Regions from separate parts of the Mus musculus genome. Here regions 1 and 3 are each linked to region 2. Evidence: chromatin contacts called from ENCODE Hi-C or POLR2A ChIA-PET data. All regions are on one chromosome and are shown on one strand. The core of a region is the stretch at or near the end of the contact, and the rest is flanking DNA. Distances in the headings are between cores, read along the strand shown.

Region 1 (4,509 bases), core at 147-2,646, 34 kb before region 2:
CAGGCAGGGCAGGAGTCTGGCCAAAAGTGACCAGTGACCACAGACTTGAGGCTTCTTTTCCAATACTGAGCATTTCAAAGAAAACCCAGGGCTCCACTGAGAGTAGTCTGGAACCACCACAGAACGGAGGGTGTGTGCCCTGCTGGGCCATTTGCAAGAGGAAGAAAGGGGTAGGAATGAGAACACTAAGGCAGAAACACAGCTGCTCGACTGTTTGAGGGCTACTGTACAGGAGGCCAGCGGAATACCTCTTCCTACCCTGATTCTCTTGGGAGATGCCCATTCTTGCTGCCAACTGTGTGTGTGTGTGTGTGTGTGTGTGTGTGTGTGTGTGTGTGTGTGTACTTGCATGTGTGTTCATGTGCATGTGGCATGTGGAGGTCTCTGACCTACACACATAAGACTTGGAAGTAGGCATCCCTAGGGCTCCTCCCATGTGACTTTGTCCACCCCCTTCCCCCTAAACTTGTTTATACTACAGGAGACAGACAGCGACCTGCTACCTCAGGGTGAATGGGCAAACTGAAAGGCTGGGGTTTTGCAGCCCTGAGCGAGGCTCCTGGCTGGCTAGGAGGGCTCTGTTCACGTGAGCTGCTGCTCTAACTAGGAAAAGTGTTTGTGCAGATCGCTGGGCGGAAGATCTGCAGAGATCAAAGCTGACTCTGCTGCTCCAAGGAAGCATGAAGGGGGCTCTCGGAAAACAACAAACCTTCCCTAAGTGTATATTCCGGGCCTTTGTCGAGAGTCCAAGCATGGTTTAAAAAGTGAAATCCGAAAGTTTAAAAGAAAACGTAGCCGGGCGTGGCGGCGCACGCCTTTAATCGCAGCACTTGGGAGGCAGAGGCAGGCGGATTTCTGAGTTCGAGGCCAGCCTGGTCTACAAAGTGAGTTCCAGGACAACCAGGGCTATACAGAGAAACCCTGTCTCGAAAAACCAAAAACAAACAAACAAAACAAACAAAAACCCCATAATCTTTGGAGAGGATTTAGGAATTTGGAAGGATTGGAGGGAATCAAAAGAAAAGGATTAAATGTGTTCCGAGGTGAAAATAACCTCGGACAGGTGCCATCTTTTCTTGAAGACCAGGCTTGCTGAGGAGGCTCCAGACACTGTAATCCTCCTCAGGAAAGCCTAGGCTAAGACGCCCATAAAATCTGGGCTCAGGCAGCAGGCTACAAGGAGGTCATTTCCTGTGCTCTAAAGTGTGCACGATGTACAGGTGCCAGGCAAGGTGGACTGAAAGCCGGCCCCCAGCGGCTTCTAAATTCAAGGAGCTAATCCAGGAGGGCCCAGGATGTGGGCGCACTGGCTTGATGGATCAAGCAGGAGGCGCTCTAGGTCCGTCTCCACCTCCCCGCTGGCCCTCAGTCTCCTCCTCCCGGCATTGGGTTCGCAGTCTCAACACTGGAGAAAACAGATCTTGGTGGAGACCTACGGGAGCTCGCTGTTCCCGGAGTCTTCCCCGGGCTTTGAGGACGTCCCAGGCTCTTTCTTTCGCGCCGCCGCCCTCGGGCCAACTTGGAGGAAGTGATCTGCGTTCGGGACGGGGAGCCCAGTGCGGGGTGCGTGAGGACCAGAGCGCTGATTGTCCTGACCGGCTGTGGAGATCCCTGGCGGGGTCCAGGGCGGCTCGGGTGGAGTCAGGATCGGAGGGCTAGGGGCGCGGCGGCCACTCCGGGAGGTCGGGCGGCGAGCGTGACTTCACTGGGAGGGGCCAGCGCTCAGCGGGGGCGCGGAGCCCAGCGCGGAGTCCAGCGCGGAGAACTCAGCGCGGAGCCGATAGCAGCGCACACCGTGCCCGGGATGGAGCGCTACAAAGGTGAGGGCGCAGGGCGCACCTACTTGCTCCGGGTATCCCGGACTCAGGTGTCCAGAACGGACAGTCTACGCCCAAGGGACCGCAGCCCTAGAGAGGGCGACCGAGGAGTCACGAACAGGGCGGTGGGCTTCTGGGCGTAGAATGCCGTCCGTGCTATTTGATACTCCTGGGCCCCTGGGGCAGAGGTCTCTGCTTGGAGGTCAAAGTGAGGCTTCTCACCTGTTGGAGAACCGAGGGTGTGTCCTGAGCCATCCCGTCACCCCCAGTTTCAGTTTGCCTTGGGGAAAAGATGTCTACAGTCGAGGGGGGCCCTAGTAAGGTCTCAACAGTAAGGGGCTGCTGGGGGCAAAGGGGCGAGTTGTAGGGCTCTTTCTATGGATGCTGCCTTGTTGAGGGGCTTCTTGCAGATTCCCGGAAAAGTCTTGTCCGGTAGCAGAAAAAACTCCTAATGTGGTGGGGTGGCGTGCTATTCTGTTCTTGACAAGGTCCGTCTCTCTACCACTTTGTAACCTGCCTCGCCATGCCCTTTGCGGATCCTGCACCCCAAAGCTGCGTGGGGGGGGTGTGAGTTAGGAGCCCAGTGGACTGCCCAGCAGGTGGAGCGCCCGTAGGCGTCCTGGCAGCTGAGCGAGCTTGGATTTGGCTCTGGCCAGGGATCTTGGCCAAACCATGGTGGGAGGGCCGGTCCGGATATGCCCGAAGGGTTTTGGAGCCCCAGGGCTGGAATCCAGAAACCTCAGATAGTAGGTCCTTTGAAAAGGGGGTTCAAGGTGCTGCCCCTGAGGCAGATGCGTCGGTGCGCCCCTACATGCCTCCCTCTGGGAAAAGGGTCTTGTACTCGCTCTTTTTAGGGGTTGTCTAAGTTAAGCCTGCAAGGGGAAATTCTGCCTCTGCACTTATTTTCCCATGGGAGGGTAATAAGGCAAACGCTCAGGTTGCCAAGGAATCTCGATCTCCCTCTATGGTTTCTTATTTATGGAACTCACATAAGGGAACTGTGCGGGCAGGCTTTAGTTTCCTAACGTAGTCTTTTTAGTGACTCACCTGTGAATGCAGGGTCAGGGCTCTGGAGTCAGCGGGGTAGGGGAGGAGCGCCAGGAGAAATCACTTAGCCTCTCTCCCCCGTCTATCCGGGAGGTCTTGTCTTAGTTCTGATGGAATCTGGTCAGTTTGTGAGGGAAAGGCTGAAGTTGCCCTCATGCAGTCTCGAATATTGGCGGCCACAGCCCCTCTCTTGGTAGAAGAGAGGCGGCTCTTGCTGCTCCCCACTTAGGGAGGGAACCTGGGGGCGAGGAGGGGGAGCCGATTGGGGCCTTGGGCGTCTCCTCACTGGAAATCCCGACTTCCAAGGTCGCTTCAGCTCCTTGGATTGTGACATTGAAGCAGATGTTGGCCCCAAATAGAAGATCCAAATTGCAAGCTTCTTTGCCCAAGCAGCAAACTGGTTCAAGTTAGAGACCAGGCAACAAGTGGGCAGCTGTGCATCTAGGATTTGTGAGCAGGTTTTTTTGGTGTAGTTTTTGAATTAGTTCTTTACTGGGTAAAATCTGCTTAGTTTATCTTTCTCTCCTGGGAGCTGAAAATCTCATTCTCTACTGGGATGAGTTAGGGACTTCCAGCTAACTGAAGGGAACTTGGTTTCAGGTCAGAGCGTTTGTGTTTTGGAAATAGATCTATGTCTTAGAGATCAATGTCTTAGAGATCAATGAGTGTGCTGACTTGAGAATTGCCTGGACTGTAAAAGAGAATACATGGGATGTTCTTCAGCTCCACTCTGGGGAAACAGGACTTCAAATCTCACTGATGTCATGCTGCTCATATCTGCTAATTTTTCTGGGAAGAGTGTGGGGACCCCCCCCCCCCCCCCGGCGAGTTTCAGTCTCAGTTCTCAGGAAAGGCAGATCAGTCATGTCTTGGGAACTCGCAATGAATGCTAACTCTTGTCTGTGCAAAACGAATGCTAAATGATAAACCAGGTTGCTCCTGCTTATCAGAGCCTGGGGCCTTTACATTTTTTGAAAGGTTTTGGGGTGTATCTCAGGGTTAGAGATCTTGCCTGGCATGTGCAAGACCCCAGGTTTGGTCTTCAGTGCACCCCCCCCCCCAGTATTTTAAAAGTAAAACTGAGTAGTTGCCAAATAAGTAGGTATGGTGGTTTAAATGATAAAGTTGAACAGAAAAACAAGATTTATCTGGGCTCTTGTAAAATTGATCAGAGAAAACTCTTATGGCATCTGACATAGTTTTAAATTTAAATACTTTCATATTCCCAATTTTAAGTTCTCTTCCCTACACAGGTAGACTTGCTCATTCTTGTCTTCAGAGAACAAAAGTGTTGTCTTTGACTTGAAAAGCTTAGAAAGCTGCTATGGTGGGACAATAAACTTTCCATGCCCGTGGCCTCTCTGTTACCCACTGCCCACCCTCCCCATGGCAGGTCATAGTTTTAGGTTCTGGGCTAACTGTCTTGAGGGAGCTGAAGGATGGATGAAATACCTAATATTGAAAAGCAGCCAAACTTTTCTCCCAGTCCTCTCCAACCCCCTTTGCTACAGCACCATGACTTTCTCAATCAAACCAAAGGGGTGTGGGGAATACATGTGTGTCCCTTCTCAGAGGGATGGAGCTTTTCTGAAAAAAAGTTATAAATGTTGGCAAAGTTGCTATGCCTTGCATGGGAATCTCTTTG
Region 2 (4,561 bases), core at 815-3,314:
GCAAGCACACTGTATCTCAGTCCTGAAGATGTGATGACAAATAAATGATGAAACGCTAGATCCAGGGTGGTCAAGGAAGGACTGCCTTCGGCTGAGTAGCCATGGGGTCTACAGAGACCTGAGCTGAGAAGGGGTGCTTAAGGACTGCGAGTCTTTGGGGGGGTCATAGCTGAGAATGGGGTTCAGCTCATCAGTGGCAACTGAAGACAGCCAAAAGCCCCAGAGGACCAGGTGGTGTTTTTCAGATGGCGCTCTGAATATTATTGGTTCCTATATGAGATCTCTACATAGATTTACATTATTCTCATCTTCCTAATAAGTTAACGTCTGATATATTTGGATCTACTGGATGGTCACCTTGCAAATGGGGTCCTAGCGAGTGCCTCAGCTTTGTCACTGCATTGGTGCTGCTCTGCAGGTTAAACTGTTAACCACTCTGGGTTTCCTGGACAGACTACATGGCTTGGGACTTTCTGGTCATATGCGGGCTTGAGAGTGGAAAAGGACAAGATACGTCCCAGACACTTCAGCGTGTGTTATTTGTCTAGCACCAAACTGAGCGGTACTTGGAGAACTTAGCTGTTTTCTCTGCCAGAATGGTTATGATTTAATGAATGAGCATGCTGACAGGAGAGAAGGGATTCCCTCCTATTGAAAGCCCAAAATGTAGAAACCCTGATTCAGGCTGCTGGCCCTGTACACTATGTCTCACTAAGAGTTGTGGCCAGCATTAGTGGCTCCCCAGACAGCCTGTGCCAGAGAGCTGTGGATTTGAGTTTGTGGCTGAGTGGAATCAAAGGGAGGCTTCAGATTGCTGGTCAGCTTCTGTCCACTATGTGTTACCACACACGCCCCCTGCAGCTAACTCCAGACTCTACAAGCTTTCTTGTTGGTCTCTGCTCTAAGCCATTGTGACTTCTCATGGCCAACTAGACGGTTTCGCCTGGGGAGCCAAGGTTCTACCCATGTGCCTGGCTGTCTCTGCTTGTTACTGAGGTCATGTCTTCATTGTGTGTCTGTCTGAAATACATGCGCAGCCACCCCTCCCTCTCAGCTCTTCTCTTTCTATCTCTTGGAACGCTCTTCATTCATTCACACAGTCGTCGTCTTCCTTCTCCCATAATCCTTCACCACGTTCTCTTGCTCTAGAGAATATTGGTCATGTGACATAACAGAGTGCAGAACAGTGAGTCAACTCTTCCTTCTGGGTTACGGATTCTTCAGTGGTGGGACTCAGTTTACCCTTCCTGATTTTTGGCTTCTTACAAAATGCCCTTCAAAATACCTACTTCTGTTCATTCATTCATCCACCCATCCATCCACCCATCCATCCATCCATCCATCCATCCATTCATTCATTGATTCATTCAACAAATTGGCATTGGGCAGCAGCTGTGTAGACTCAGCAACATGAGCTGAGCTCAAGGCAGACACAAAGGATGGTTGATTCTAAGTTGTGTTTGGCTTTTCATCTTCCTTGTGAAACATGAACGATACTCTCAGGTCCTGGCTCTTGGAATGTGATTTAACTTTGGAAACAAAGTCTCTGCAGATGAACTTAAGATTGTGTCGTGCTGGATGAGGGGCCCTCATCCAGCGACTGGTATTTTTTAGAAGAAGAGAACAGTTTGGACACAGAAACACACAAGGAAAACATCCCAGGACAACAGGCAGACCCGAGTCGTGAGGCTGGAAGCCGAGGCATACTAGCAACCATCAGTTTCCATCAAGGACGGGCAGGGAAGGATCCTCCCCCGTCTTCAGAGAGGACATGGCCCTGCTGACAAGCCTTTTTGAACTTCAACCTGCAGGCCTGGAAGAGAGTACATTTCTGTGAGTTAAGCTGCAGAGGCCTACTGGGTGGAGGCCTCTGGGTGAAACCCTGGTTTACATCAAGAGTGATGACCAGGCCCCTCCCCCAGCCAACCACTAGCAGGAGCTAAGGGACAAGCGGCTGTCACAGCTGTGCCTCTGCTGAGCCAGTAGTGAAGAAGCAGGCAGCCCTGGAGAATGTCCACTTGGGAAAGGGACTGGGACAGTGATTGTAAGTGACAGTTTGGCTGTCCGCTCTGTGGCCTTTAGTTAGCTCACAGTGGCAGCTGCTTCTGAGGATGTCTTCATGATGCGTCAGCAACGCTGCCAGAGCCTGTGGGGACAGGGCACTATCTGTGGTGTCCTGGCACAGTCTGTTCTGTGTCACCTCAGTACTGTGCTCTTGCACAAGGCCTATACTTCTTCAGACACCTCAGTTTCCACATCTGTAATGTGGGTGTATCTCTGTCTTTTGTGCAGGGTTGTTTTGAAGGTAAAGGAAATACAGTGAGCCTGGACATAGCAGGCTGTCTCATGACAGTCCTGTCCCTTCCGTGGTATGAACGGAACAGGGTCAATTCTGGGAGACAGAATGGATGTTGAGCAAGAAGAGCAGATAGCCTGGACAGAGATCTAGGGTTTGATTTCAGCTCAATTTGTAATCTCTGTACCTTAAGGAAAAGCCCAGTGCTTAGGGTCTTTTACTCTAAGATTGGATAGTGAATCTGTCTAATTTGGATAGTGGTTGTCAAAGCTGGACTGGAGGATTGGTGCAGTTCAAGTGTCTGCCATACAAGCATGAAGACTGGAGTCTGATCCCCTAGAGCCCATGTAAACCCCTGCAGACACACACGCATGCAGTGGAGGTGACACATGCCTGCAGACCCACTGCTGGAGGTGAGAGTTCCTGGGCACTTTGCCCAGCACGTGCAGCAGAGTCTCTCTGACTGTGGGAATTCAAGGAGAGACCTTGTCTCAAAAGACGAAGGCACATTTATGCGATCTCTGGCCTCTACCTGTACACACGTGTGTGAATACACTCATGAACACATGTGTACACACATGCGCGCACGCACATACACACACATACATGTACACACCTACAGACCTTACCACCCAGAATACTGAGGCAAGACTTTTGCTTGAGTTTGAAACCAGCTTGGGCAACACAACAAGACCGCTTCCTTAGAAAGTGAAAAGAGTTTATCCAGCACTGTATGTCGTTGAGGGGTTCAGGAATTCTGGTTCATGTATAGTAGTGGCACATGAGAGCACTGTGACTATCACCCAGACTATGCTAACCATGGTCTGGGAGGCCAGCAAGCTTAAAGACCTTTAAAAAAAAATCAGAGTTTCTTTTGTGTTTTGTTTTTGTGAGACATGGACTCTGTGTAGTCCAGGGTGGCCTCAGAATCACAACCTCGCCACCTCAACCTCCTGAGTGGTCAGTAGGACAATAGGCATGCTTCGTCAGGCCCAGCTCCTATCTTGGAATTTCTCAGTCAGCATGTCACCAAGCTATGCTTCTCCCTGGCTCCCACAAAGCCACTGTGTCCCCAGCTTGCTGCTCTGGGACCTGAATGTGTGACAGGCTCAGTTCCTGATGCCCCCATGAGAGAGAGACAGGCCATCTGAACAGGCCAGAGCCAGGTGCTCTGCATGGATCTCTGAGCAGCTGTCCTGTGACACCTGTTGGGTTCCCTGGGCCACACTTTCTTACTCTGTTTTCTAGGAGAGCTGTTAACAGTTACAGCAAAAATGGAGGACGGTGCCTAGCCAGGATGTTTGGAATTCCTGACTGATTTTAAACACAATCAAATTGTTATAATCAGGTGGAAAAATAGACTCTTTCTAACCAGAAACACACTAAAAGTCTGGTCCTTCCAAGGGCTCTTTGTATTTTCCTAAAGCCATGTGTTGATATTCTGCCCTTGTCCCATAAGGCTCAGCATGTGTGTGTCTGTGTGTGTCTGTGTCCATGTGTGTATGTGTCCATGTGTCCGTGTGTGTGTGTCTGTGTCCATGTGTGTGTGTGTCTGTGTCCATGTGTGTGTGTGTCTGTGTCCATGTGTGTATGTGTCCATGTGTCCGTGTGTGTGTGTCTGTGTCCATGTGTGTGTGTGTCTGTGTCCATGTGTGTATGTGTCCATGTGTCCGTGTGTGTCCATGTGTGTGTGTGTGTGTCTGTGTCCATGTGTGTGTGTGTCTGTGTCCATGTGTGTATGTGTCCATGTGTCCGTGTGTGTCCATGTGTGTGTGTGTGTGTTTGTGTGTGTATGTGTGTCTGTGTCCATGTGTATGTGTGTCTGTGTCCATGTGTGTGTGTGTCTGTGTCCATGTGTGTATGTGTCCATGTGTCCGTGTGTGTCCATTGTGTGTGTGTTTGTCCGTGTGTGTCTGTGTCCATGTGTGTGTCTGTGTCCATGTGTGTGTGTGTGTGTGTGTCTGTGTCCATGTGTGTATGTGTCCATGTGTCTGTGTGTGTCCGTGTGTGTCCATGTGTGTGTGTGTCTGTGTTCATGTGTGTGTCCGTGTGTGTCCGTGTGTCCGTGTATGTGTGTATGTCCATGTGTCCGTGTGTGTCCATGTGTGTGTGTGTCTGTGTCCATGTGTGTGTGTGTCTGTGTTCATGTGTGTGTGTCCATGTGTGTCCATGTGTGTCTGTGTGTCCGTGTGTGTCCGTCCGTGTGTTTGTGTGTCCGTGTGTGTGTCCGTGTGTGTGTGTGTAAAGGCCAAGGTTGGTTTTCTG
Region 3 (4,833 bases), core at 846-3,345, 45 kb after region 2:
GACCAGGCTGGCCTTGAATTCAGAAATCTGCCTGCCTCTGCCTCCCGAGTGCTGGGATTAAAGGTGTGCGCCACCACGTCCAGTTCATCTCTTGAAAGGAGTCATGGGATGGTGGGGCTATTTCTCAGTCTATCTCAGGGACAGATCAGGAACTACTATTTGGAGGGCTCGGGGAAGCAGCAACGGGGCATGTTTTTCTGATCAGAGTGGAGTGTCTAGGAATAGGGGAACATTGAACTCCTTGTTCACTAGGAATTCAGGCAGAATATCAAGATCACTAGATCTCGATAGGGGATGCCATTGGAATCCAGAGTCACCTTTTCTTTCCCATAATATGTTCTAAAGGATGGCTAGATGAATGTGTTGATGTATAGGCAATGGATACATGAGTGGGCAGATGCACGGATGCATGGATCCATGGATGCATGGATAGTTGGATACATCGTGTATGGATGCATGGGTCAGTGGATATGCGCATGCACACATGGATGGACACATGGGCTAGTGGATGCATACATGCACACATAGATTGATGCATGGGGCAGTGGATACATGCATGCACACATGGATGGGTGTATGGGTAGAAAGTAGACTGATTTTTTTTTTAACATGGTTTTTGTCGGCCTTAAACACAGCAGTGAGGCTGGAGATTAGAACCACACTTGCAGGACAGTAGGAATATGAACTAGACTTGGAAGAAGATGAAGTGTGCACTAAATCATTCATAATTTGTGCTGAGCTGAGCTTAGGGAGTCTTTAAGATAGAATGCAAAGTTTCCTCTGGCTGGTAGTAAGAGAAGCTGAGAGACAGAGCCCAGCCCAGGAGCCCAGGGCAGTTCCAAGTAGGTGAGGGGACCATGACCTGGGGAATGAACAGAATTGTTAAGAAGGGTTTTGACCAGGATCCAGGACAGTGTTTTGTTATTGTTGTTTTTCCTTTTGAGACAGGGGCTTACTGTATAGACCAAGATGGCCTGGGGCTCACAGATCTCCATCTGCCTCTGCTTCCCCAATACTGAGGTTAAAACTATGTACTACCATGCCCTAAACATGGGAAACAGCCACTTCTGGAAAAGCCACTTTCTGCTATGGCTTATGTGGCCTTTTTTCTCCCCCCCCCCACCCTCTGAAGAGACAGACCCCTCCTAGACCTAGGGAAGATGTAGACCCAGCCTGGAAGCTGGAATTTCCATTGGCCGAGGAGCCAGAGGCCCACAGGGCAAGGGTGCAGCTCATCTGCAGGGCGGTTGCAGCTCATTGGGGTTATTGGTGGAGTTGATGAAGACAGTCCGAGTCAGCGTCTGAGAAGTTTCTTCAAGTGGGCTGGGATGGAAAGCCATTGAGCTGTTTCAAGGATGGGAGGGCTGGGGCGGTGGCAGCCTGGGGTTTCCAGCTGTTCTGCTTGCTGCCTTCTTCATGTTGCTTATGTGCAGATAGATACTCATGCCCAGCTGGGCCCTGACTGACTGGGTGGATCTTCCTTGCAGAGGATGGAGAGGCTGTGAGCAGCTCCTACGAGTCCTACGATGAGGACGAGAACAGCAAAGGCAAGGCTGCCCCCTACCAGTGGCCCTCGCCCGAGGCCAGCATTGAGCTGATGCGTGATGCCCGCATCTGTGCCTTCCTGTGGCGCAAGAAGTGGCTAGGCCAGTGGGCCAAGCAGCTCTGTGTGATCAGGGACACCAGGCTCTTGGTCAGTCCTTATCTTCTCTATTGGGGTATGGGGGGAGGGGCTGTGGGAGAGGGGGCTTACTCCCCATAAGACACTGGGGGAGGTTAGAACCTTTGATATCAGGAGAGTTTAACATTTCCCTAGCTTAAGATAATGTTCAAAATCCTGCAAATGAAGATTAATGTATTTTGCCTGAATTAGGAAGATAGAGTAGTTTTTAATTAAACTCTCATAGCAGGAAAGTTGCTGTCCCCACCCCATCCCTTGCATCTTGCTTGTTTTAAGGCAGGGGCAGGGGTGAGGCAGGGTCTCGCCATGCAGCCCAGACAGGCCTTGAACTTGTCACCCTCTTGCCCCAGCATCTCTAGGGCTGGCATCACAGACATGTGCCAACACATGGCCTCTGTGCATCCTCCTTTTTTGGAGAGCTACATCGTCCCCAGTGGCTTCCTCAGCTCAGCTCCAGCCCCAGTTCTGGCTGCTGCTTTGGTCTGAGCAAGCTGAGAACTATTGGAACTGTCCCAAGAATTACAAAACTCAGAGCCACCCATTCTAAGTCAAAAACCTGTAGAGGAACCAGAGACTGGACTCTGACAATAGCCCCATTTCCTGACATTTTAAATTAAAATTCACTAGGTGTGGTCGGTCAGCTGCTCTAGAGTATGGGGCAAGATAATTTGGGTCTCAGGACTGTAGGGCAGACTGGGCATCACAGCAGAACCTTATCTCAAAAACAGAACAAAAACAGACAGCTTTGTGCCCTGACCTATAATCTCACACGGTCTTTATAAATATCTTTCCTCTGGTCACAATATGTCTACCTCAGTTCAGATGTTGTTTTGGGTCATCTTGCCTTGCTGTTCATTTTACAACAAGAGACCGAAGGGCAACATGTCTTCTCTGATAGAGGATGATGGTCCCTTCCTTAGAGTTCTGTTGCCTGGTAAGCTAGACCATAGCTTGGCTTTCCTGCCCAGTGGATCTTCTGCTGAAAAAGCTAAGGCATGCAGAGAGGTAGAGAAATAGAATAAACATGTGTCCTACTGTGGAGAAGTGAATCCTGTCTACAGGGGACAGAGAGTCCTGTGTCACTTAGGTAATGCGTTCTGAGAAACATGTCCTTAGGTGATGTCATAGTTAGTGTCATAGTTTGTTCTTACTCAAACAAAGACAACTGTGCCATTGAGGGATACAAGATTAGGAAGCCACTGTATATCACTGCACTCCATCACTGACTAGAACGTCACTAAGTGGCACACGGCTGTATTTGAGGAGCCCCCTGCTCTGAGGCCAGAGAAATAGAGAACCATTGAATAATGCAAGTCCTGGAACATCCCTGGCAAAGTCAGGAACAAAGAGCTTGAAGGAGAGGGAGAGGGAGAGGGAGAGGGAGAGGGAGAGGGAGAGGGAGAGGGAGAGGGAGAGGGAGAGGGAGAGGGAGAGGAGACACAGACAGACAGACAGACAGACAGACATAGAGACAGACTGAGACTGATGGAGGTTAAAGCCCCCGGCCTGCTTAGGGTATCCAGCCCTATGACTTAGAGATAAGATCAGGCTCACGCAGGAGAGGGGTGCACTCCAGTGTCCAAGGGTCTCTCCTTTGCAGAATCTACCACTGTACAAAATAGCATCCCTTCTCTTCCAGTGCTACAAATCGTCCAAAGACCACAGTCCTCAGCTGGACGTGAACCTGCGGGGCAGCAGCGTCGTGCACAAGGAGAAGCAAGTGCGGAAGAAAGGACACAAGCTCAAGATCACACCGATGAACGCTGACGTTATCGTGCTGGGCCTGCAGAGCAAGGACCAAGCTGAGCAGTGGCTTCGGGTAAGTGGGATGGGCCGAGCCGCTTCCTCCAGTGCTCGAGGGAAGGGCCCCTGGAGTTCTGCCTCCCAGCTTCTTCTAAAGGGTCGGATGATGTGGTCGGGAGTAGAAAGGGCCCTTTCAGGCACTCAGAGCTTCTAGCGTTCTGGGTATTGGCAATTGGTGTCATGGACCAGACACCACACTTGGTTGCTTAGTCTGAATTCTTGGAAGCCAGGGCTGTGGGGTATGTAGTTGGAATCTCTTTGCTGTCTTCTTCTGAAGAGGCATCACATTCTCCCATGATAAAGTCGATATTCGCTGCATCTGTGATACCCACATGGACCTTGGCCTTCGAGCAGATTTAACCCTGGAAGGAGTTGGGCAATTTTGGGGAGCCTGTTTTATGTGATTGGAGATTAAGGCTCAGAGGACAGAGGCAGTGTCACCTGGCAAATGAATCGCAGCTGGATTTAGGACAGTCTTCATGGCACTGGGCCCTGCCACTTGAGATGTATCTGAACACCTCTGCTACTGTGTAGTCCAGCTTTAATGAGGAAGCACCTGGGGAGGGGCTCCCTGCCTAATTAAAGATGTTGAGCATAGCAGGTCCAGAAAGTACACTGTCTGAAGCAAGAAAAGACTCGGTTCGGCAAGGTCTCAAAGCCCTCCAGAGCCCCTGGTGATCCCAGTGAGAGCCAGAGCCACACTCTCATTCCTTCCTGCCACCTGGTCAACCATCGTGGCTGTTTGTGGCATTGTGTCTGCTACCTCACCTCTCCTGACTAAGCCAGAAAAGACCCTGAAGGGACCCATTAAAATATGACTGAAAATGGGGGGTACTGGTCACCCCATGGGCTGAATGCCCTAGATTTGAAGCCGACAGGCTGTTTCTGTGAAACCACTAAATGTTTAGAAAAGTTTGGCCAAGCCAGTCTCCTAGGAGGGTCTGAGCAGTGCTTCAGTCCTTTCTAGACTGTCATGTAGAACAGAAGGGGTCATTGTCCAGACAGATGTGCAGTTTGGAGGATTCCTGATTGATTATTTGACTCTGAAGGGTCAAGCCTAGCATGCAGGTATACATGTATATATGCATGCATATATATGTAGTATGTCTGTGTACATACATAGATGTATGTCTATATGATGCATGTATGCATGCATATGTATATATTATACATGTATATGTATATGTGTATATATGAGCATGTATATATGATGTATGTATATATTCATGCATGCATATGTATAATGCATATATGATGTATGCATGTATATATGATATGTGTATGTATGAATGCATGCATATGTATGATGCATGCATATATGATATATGATATACACACACTCATACACA

The links. Hi-C counts contacts between places; a loop is a spot of excess contacts on that map. ChIA-PET counts read pairs that join two places held with the same protein, here RNA polymerase II (POLR2A).
Region 1: a map of left cerebral cortex shows a loop between it and region 2 (2.0-fold over the local background). The contact joins the promoter of Afap1l2 here to the enhancer-like site in region 2. A Hi-C loop is called at or near these places in 2 of 37 maps with a recorded cell type or tissue (T-helper 17 cell and left cerebral cortex). POLR2A ChIA-PET finds 5 or more read pairs at or near these places in 1 of 5 experiments (Patski).
Region 3: a loop to region 2 is called in a map of left cerebral cortex, with 1.9 times the contacts of the local background. The contact joins two enhancer-like sites. A Hi-C loop is called at or near these places in 1 of 37 maps with a recorded cell type or tissue (left cerebral cortex). POLR2A ChIA-PET finds 5 or more read pairs at or near these places in 1 of 5 experiments (Patski).

Annotation. Positions count from the first base shown.
Region 1 is chr19:57,005,462-57,009,970 of GRCm38, reverse strand. It overlaps Afap1l2 (actin filament associated protein 1-like 2), which reads left to right and starts at 1,396. Exons shown (of 19, transcript NM_001177797.1): 1 at 1,396-1,820. The coding sequence starts at 1,805.
Region 2 is chr19:56,971,860-56,976,420 of GRCm38, reverse strand. The region is part of intron 1 of Afap1l2 (actin filament associated protein 1-like 2); the gene reads left to right. Among named protein-coding and RNA genes, the nearest start is that of Gm38597, 3.7 kb to the left of the region's middle. Within about 2 kb of position 2,064, at least 1 of the 3 ENCODE cell types and tissues checked has a DNase peak (open chromatin) inside an H3K27ac peak, as active enhancers do.
Region 3 is chr19:56,926,916-56,931,748 of GRCm38, reverse strand. Afap1l2 (actin filament associated protein 1-like 2) reads left to right here. Exons shown (of 19, transcript NM_001177797.1): 6 at 1,488-1,693; 7 at 3,321-3,500. Among named protein-coding and RNA genes, the nearest start is that of Gm38597, 48 kb to the left of the region's middle. Within about 2 kb of position 2,095, at least 1 of the 3 ENCODE cell types and tissues checked has a DNase peak (open chromatin) inside an H3K27ac peak, as active enhancers do.